Regions from separate parts of the Homo sapiens genome. Here region 1 is linked to region 2. Evidence: chromatin contacts called from ENCODE Hi-C or POLR2A ChIA-PET data. All regions are on one chromosome and are shown on one strand. Each heading gives the region's core, a stretch centred on a gene start or an enhancer-like site at or near the end of the contact. The rest is flanking DNA. Distances are from core to core; before and after follow the strand shown. Region 1 overlaps GMDS (GDP-mannose 4,6-dehydratase). Region 2 holds the start of FOXCUT (FOXC1 upstream transcript).

Region 1 (3,467 bases), core at 742-3,241, 170 kb after region 2:
TGTTAGTCACTGTCACATAATATACAGGTTGAGTACCCCAATCCAAAAATCTGAAATCTGAAATGTTCCAAAATCTGAACTTTTTGAGTGCTGACTTAACGTCCAAAGGACATGCTCATTGGAGCATTTCTGTTTTTGGATTTGGGATGTTCGACCAGTAAGTATAATGCAGATACTCCAAAACCCAAAACATTTCTGTTCCCAAGCATTTCAGATAAGGAATACTCAATCTATATATTTTGCTTTGATTTAAACATGTTTTTGTATCTTTTGAATATTCATAATTTGTAAAAACTGGCACTTCACAACTCCTATTTAACTACTGACATTTTACAGACTAAAAGAGTTATGCTTATATTTCTCATTTTTTGTGTGCTTATTCATTTTGAGTTCCTTTTAATATTCCTTCAATATTGTAAGAGATAAAAGATACAGAATAATATGCCCAGGAGAGGAAATAACAGCTTACTCTGTCTGATTATACTATATTCTACAGAGAGAAAAGTACTCAGTGATAAAAAATTATTCACTAGTATATTATAATTTAAGTTAGGTTATCTACTGATGTAATTCGTTCCTAGAAAAGTCCTTTATTTTGACTTGGTGATTCTGTGTGATCGACTTTCACTCAAGCTTCACGACAATAACTGACACTAATAGAACTGGGTTTACGGAGATAAAGAGGAAGCGGATCCTTCTCCCAGAAGCAACCAGTGTAACAGAAGGTATGCAGTCTAACTTGTGAGTAAACAGAATTCTGGAATGTCCAATACTGGGGTAACAAATTCTCTCAAAGCTGGAGGAAATAAAGAAAATGACACTTTAACCTGTGTCAAGCTACTTCTCAGCTAAAATCCAAGTTATATTCACACTGAAGCTATGAAAACACAAACAACCCAGGAAGCACAGGGATGGAATTGATTGGCATTCTGTAATTCCCTGCCTTCCCTTTTGCTAACCCCTCATGGGCATTTTCAAGGGGACTGGCAGGACTCAGTGAAATCCTCAGCCACTTAACGAGGCTATTAATTGGCCAGGAGGAAGACTGAAGCCCAAGCTTCGACCTCAATAGTTTAAAGCTCTAACAAACCAACATCAATTAGCACAGACACAAAATTTTGATATCCTTTAGGTAACACAGAGTTTAAATGTTTTTTATTTTTTATTTTTTTTTTTGAGACGGAGTCTTGCACTGTCACCCAGGCTGGAGTGCAGTGGCGTGATCTCCACAACCAAAAAATGCGTGATCTCTGCTCACTGCAACCTCCACCTCCCAGGTTCAAGTGATTCTCGTGCCTCAGCCTTCCAAGTAGCTGGGATTATGGGCGTGGACCACCAGGCCTGGCTAATTTTTGTATTTTTAGAGGAGATGGGGTTTTGCCATATTGGCCAGGCTGGTCCCAAACTCCTGACTCTAAGTGACCACCCGCCTCGGCCTCCCCGAGTGCTGGGATTACAGGTGTGAGCCACCGCACCCAGCCTAAATGTAACTTTCTAATGATTGATATCTTTTGTTATGAATGCTAACTAAAATCTTACAACATTTTGGGGTTCTCTGTTTAATTTTTAAAAGCACTTATTATTAACTTTACTTGAGTCATGGACTCCTTTGAGAATCTGATGAAAAATGAGGATATCTTCTTCCCTGAGAACTGCACACATGTGTGAGCCAACACACGAACACATTTTTACCTACGACTTGAGGAAATTCACAGACAGTTTTAGACCCTAGGTTAGGAAATTTGGATTTTCAGAGAGAAAGCCACAATTTCCAGTGATCTTTCACTCACTGATGCTTCAATTTTGCATGTGTTTACTGAAGACCACGCGTAAGGCACTGTACGTAAAGCTGTGTGGGACACAAGGAACTATCGAATCTTGTTGTGGCAGCGGAGAATCTGACCGTGGAGCACACATAGGGTGAAGCCACAGACACCATCAACGCGGCTGCTGCAGAGCGCCTCTGGGATGGCCGTTTCCTCCTTGGTGATTTGGAGTCCCTGCCATGACCCCACGGTGTGGGGAGTGAGACAATGAGAGTGAACAGTACTTGCTTTGTAAGTGGTAAACCACTGTGCAAGTGTTAGCTGTTGGTTTTATGAAGTCAAACTTGCTTTCCTGTTTTGAGAGCCAACCACTGAGTAGTAAACCAAAAATTTATACCAGGAAAGTGAAAGTGAGATGGCAGAAGATTAGTCAGAAACATCCAAAAGGGTCTTCTTAATGAGGATAGAAGATCACTTAATCAGGAGTCTGCATACCAAAAGCATCCAGTCAACTGTTCTGAAAAGGTATTTTAAAATGATGATCCAATAAGAAAGAAAACTGCCAAGGTAATAATTGAAGAGGCATTTGCCATTGCAGCATGGAGCTCTGACTGTGAGTTTATGAAAAGTGTTATTTAATTTCCATTTTCAGGCAGTCCCAGATATTTTTGATATATGTAAAATAATGAGCTATTCATGTCTTCATAGGATATATAAACAAACTAAAATTAAATAAATTAAATAAGTGAAATGTTTATAAGGCATAGTCACTTATTTCTTACACAGAATATGCTAAAATAGCCCCTCCCTGGTGTTAAAATATCAATATTCTTTTGGAGTGAAGCCATCTAAGCCTGAAAGTGTGATTAATCTGGAGCGTGTCAGCTTCCAGACAGTCAAACAAATCATATTCAGTTCCAGATGCATCCCACTGAGGATGGCTGTGCTGGGGGTTTCTTTGTCTTCTCTTCCTCCTCACTCTCTTCAACCTAACTTAGGATGCTGAAAGAAACCATGAGGAAGGCCTGGGCCTCAGACACACTCTGGTTTGAATCCCAGCTCTGCTACTTAATGACTGTGACGCTGGCAAGTCACCTCCGCTGTAAAATTATGATAACAATGCCTCCTTTGCAGGCCCAAACAAAATGCACAAGAAAAGGAGTGTGAAGTGCCTGGAACGGTGCCAAGCAAATAGTAGTGAGTCAATACAATGGTGGCTACAATAGTGTGCACTGATGATGCCATTTCCTCTGAGTAAATTGGATGCATGCATCCTACAGCTACACAGCACTGTCTGTTTTGCAAAACACCTTCATGCAGATGTCATTTGTTCCTCATGACACATTTCTGAGTTTTGTGCAAATCTTACTGTAACCTGTGAGATGTTCGCTGATCTGTCAAAGTCACACAGTGCAGAAATAAGAAGTGGTCCAACTGAAAGCTGGAGTTTGACAATATCTGATATGTCCAGCCAGAAAAGCATCCTACGTTATCAGCATCTATTGGTACAGTATGATGCTTAAGCTCAGCTCTATGAATACTGTAAAAATCCAAGAAGGGGAAGAAGAGAAGAGCTATCTGAGAAACACGAACATATATCTAGGAGGCAATCAGTCTCAGGAGAAACTTTAGAGTCTAAGAAAGAAAAGGAAGAGCAGGCAAAGAAGGTTTTTGTGTAATTTCCAACAGCAATAGAAAGAA
Region 2 (3,748 bases), core at 15-2,514:
GTGGTCTGTGCCTGGAAGTCTGAGAGGGTCTCCCCGATGGGGCTGTTCCCGCCCGGACCCTGAGGGATGAGAGTTGCAGCCTAGAAAACCAGGTGCCAGGCCCTGCGGGGTCCCACGCGGGCGGCGCGGTCTTCCCCAGGCCTCCTTCTCTGGAGACCCGGTTCCCAGGGGACGCTGTGCGGGGACAGGCGGAGCCGGCCCTTGGAGCCCGGCGCGGGCAGAGGCGCCGCGGAGACAACGCCTCCGACGGCAGGGGGCGCTCGTAGCACGCGCAGTGCGCGGTGCGGGCGCCCAGGACGGCTGCCTGGCCCCGGGTTCCCGAGGCGCGGGACCTGCCGGGGTGAGGTGCCCCCAGCCTGAGAGCCCCAGCCTGGGTCGGCCAAGGGGCCTCCGGGCTTCCACATCGTCCCTTTTTCTGCTGACGCTCGCGGGGAAGCGGCGGGAAGCCTGTGAGGGGCGGCCTGGGAGCAGACGGACCACCAGGTCACCGGCGCGCGCTGCCAGGCGCCGACCCACTCGCGAGGACCAGCGGTTCCCGGAGGCGTCGGCCCTCAGGTCCTCGGGGGAGGCCGGCTGCACCGAGCCGGGTGTCGGCCTTGTCCCTGTCCTGAGAGGTGCAAACACCGGCCCCGGCCCAGGCCCCCGGGGCTCCTGCCCAGAAGGCTCAGAGCTGGGGGCCGACCGCGCCTTACCCGCAGGAGGCCCGGCGGTGCGTCCGCGTTGGTGCCACTCCCCGGCCGGGGTGAGGGACGTCGGAAGGAAGGTCCCAGGGCGCAGGGTTCCGCGAAGGGAGCACTCGGAAGGAAGGCTGGCTGCGGCCCCGGCGCCTGGGTCCGCTGCGGCGCCGGGCCGGAGACCTGGGAACAGCCAGCCACCTGCAAGGTTGCAGCCCACCTCACCCCGCCGGCGGCTCCGGGGCTGTCTGTGGGTCTGTCTCACGGGGCAAAGCCTTTCTTCCCACACCCACAGCCAAGGCGCGTCCGTGCAGGGGCACACGCCTTCTGCTCCAGCCCCAGGAAGGCGCTTTCGCCCTGCAGTCCTCCGACGGCCGGCTCCCGCCGCACCGCGCACCCTGGCTCCGGCAGACTCTGGGGCCTGGGGACTCGCCCACCCTGCGCGGCGCGCCCCCCACATGAGCCGAGGTTGGGAGGCTGCGGGGCCTCTGTCCTCCCAGGCCGTGGAGTGCGGCGGCCGCTCTGAGTCCGCTGGGGACCTGGATGGAGAGAAACTGGGGCTCGTTCGCGCACACATGCACCATTTGTTCTTTCCGATCATCTATCCCTTTACGAATTTTATTTTTATTCCGGATTGTTAATGCAAGACGACAGTTTGAATCTCCATTTACCTCTGCCTGAACACAAGAAGCCCTGAGTCTTTTGAAGCCGGGCACCAAAGTTAAAGATTCACTTCCCGCATTCCCCATGGCCCCCTCTTGCAGCTTAGCTCGGCTCTGAGCCCCCGAAACGCCCTTCGAGGCGGGGGCTTTCCTGCCAAGGGGCGATAGGTGGGCCATCCCGAGGCGGGAACGATCAGGTAGGTGTTGGCTGGCTTTCTCCTGGGTGAGTAGTTAGGGGAACCGCCCCTCCAGGGGACTTAGATGACATTAAATTATCCCATCACACAAACTTCCCGTGGAGGTCTGCCCCCAGGAGGGCAACTATCGGATTAATCCAACCATGTAGACAGGCAATATGGATCACTTTGTCTTTAAAACAATCGAAAACCAAACGCTCTTTTCGTTTATTGTAGAAATTTTTCTACTAAGGACGGGGCTGAATTGGAGGGACTGTGCTGACAAATCCTCTACTTGAAAATCCCCCAGCTAAGGAGTATCTGCCCAAGGTCGCGGCCACCCAGATGTTCGGTCCCCACTCCTTCCTCCGCTGAAAAGTCGCACCGATGACTAACGTTGCCTGCCGGCCTGGTGGTTTGAAAACGAATGCCGGGCATTGATGCAAGGATATCCTCCCCTACCCCTGGGATTCTGGTCTAAGCAAAGGAGGCCGAATGGAGAACTAAGACAATTATCTAAGTAATCTAAAAAGCTCAAAGACATCCCCAAGCGGACCTTGCTCCAGTGGTCTGTGATGGCAGCCTAGTGGACAGTTTTCTAGTGGCCCTCTGGGGTTAATTGCCTTAATCTTCCACTCTGTCTGCCCCAGCAAAGGGAAAGATGCTAAAGCAGCTGTGGACTTGCAGCCTCCCTCCTGTGTGTGCAGAGCCCCCAGGAATCACTGCCCCAGTGCAGCAGGAGAAGCGCCTTCCCTCATGCCCTAAGCCTGCCTTTTCTGTTGTCCCCCAGCTCCTGGGCCAGGTGGAGCCCCCCCTGAAGCTGGTTTCTACCTGCCCTCGCCTCCCCACTGCAGCCCACAGTTCGGCTTTCAGGGCTGAACCCAGAGCCCAGAGGATGGAGAAGCCAGAAAGCGGGGAGGTAAGGGAGAGGGCGTCTAGGCACACCACAGAGGTGATTGGGCTGTGACGGGGACAATCCGCACAACACGAGCTAAGCTCACACCCCTAGGGAGTGATTTTTCCGGACTGCCCCCATCCCAATCTCCACCTCCTCTGCTTTACTTGAAAAAGAAAAAGAAAAAAGAGAGCTCCTTCTGGCTCCTGGTGACCCATATTTAGGACACCATCCCATCCCCCAGCACACACATTCCTACAGTGTCACCTGGTCCCCAATCCGAGCATTTCCTGGAGTGCTCGCCACATTCCCCTTCCTGGTGCTTTTCTATGGTGGGGCCAGGGGAGGCCTTGTTTTGAACATCGCTGTGACGTCACTCCCCCTCCTCCGAGCTAAGCACCCCTCGGTGGGCCCTGGGAATTGTTGCCCGGCCTGCTGGGGAGGGGCGGAGTGTGGGCCCAGGGAGGGTTCCACCAAACATCCATTACCGCTGTCGCCTGCGGGGCCTTCAGGCTGCAAGTACGTGAGGTGTCAGAAAAGAAGCCGAAGGGTTCCCGTGGGGGCTCTTCTGCCAAATGAGTCAAGAGATGTGCGGAAGCGGATGATTGAAGTACCCCGTGGAGTAGCAGAAAGGGGCATCAAAAACTGTAACCTGAAAATAAAAGCTTTAACCTGTTCCCCAAAAGACTTCATGCCTGCGTCTTAATGTTCAAATAACACCACTAACAACAAAAATGAAATAAGAAAAGTGCTTGAAATACAATCAAGCCGCTTACTGGAGGCTTGCTTCCGAGTAAGTTTATAAAACACAAATGCAAATATCTTTTCCTGGCGAATATCCAGAGCTAAACCAGTGGAAAGTTGATCTTGATAAAACTACGTCCCTCCATTTTTTCTCGCACGCCAGACACTAATTTCACAACGGCGACTTTTATACCCAAAACGGAGAGCTGAGAACACCGCTGCAGGTCGATTTGCAATTTACATAACAAGCTGTTTACACTTCACTGGGCCGATGGAGGGAGGAGGCAGGGAAGAGCAGGAGGCGACAGGCTGGTGGGGGAGGGGGCAGCGGGGCACCATTGCCTGTTGCAAAACTCGGGGCCGAAGGCGTTTCCCGCATTCGGAAAACAAAGCATCCGTAATCGCTGCGTTCATCTCCGCGCACCGCTAGCAGTGTAAAAGGCAGCTTCAAGACCGAACTCACCACTTGCTGAGGTGTTCAGGGAGACCACTTAAATCTCCTCCAGGCTGAAGCCACAGCACTCCTTAAAGCCTCGACCAGGCGGGCTGATAAGACCTTCAGGGTGCCGGGCTGGGGGCTGAACAGGAATTAAGTGT

What was found. A loop is a pair of places that touch in the nucleus more often than their neighbours do. ChIA-PET counts read pairs that join two places held with the same protein, here RNA polymerase II (POLR2A). Pooled maps may share reads with other maps.
Region 1: a loop to region 2 is called in a map of GM12878, with 2.1 times the contacts of the local background. The contact joins the enhancer-like site here to the promoter of FOXCUT in region 2. A Hi-C loop is called at or near these places in 8 of 168 maps with a recorded cell type or tissue (Calu3, GM12878, IMR-90 and 5 more), 2 of 37 single-sample maps with no recorded cell type and 9 of 50 pooled maps. POLR2A ChIA-PET finds 5 or more read pairs at or near these places in 5 of 52 experiments (BJ, HEK293T, PC-9 and 2 more).

Annotation. Positions count from the first base shown.
Region 1 is chr6:1,768,545-1,772,011 of GRCh38, forward strand. The region is part of intron 7 of GMDS (GDP-mannose 4,6-dehydratase); the gene reads right to left. Among named protein-coding and RNA genes, the nearest start is that of FOXC1, 160 kb to the left of the region's middle. Within about 2 kb of position 1,992, at least 4 of the 41 ENCODE cell types and tissues checked have a DNase peak (open chromatin) inside an H3K27ac peak, as active enhancers do; they include GM12878, PC-3 and endothelial cell of umbilical vein, where a contact is called at or near this core.
Region 2 is chr6:1,604,267-1,608,014 of GRCh38, forward strand. It overlaps FOXCUT (FOXC1 upstream transcript), which reads left to right and starts at 1,265. Exons shown (of 2, transcript NR_125804.1): 1 at 1,265-1,533; 2 at 1,750-3,092. RefSeq lists silencers at 1-403, 454-523 and enhancers at 1,825-2,325, 2,326-2,826, 3,184-3,693.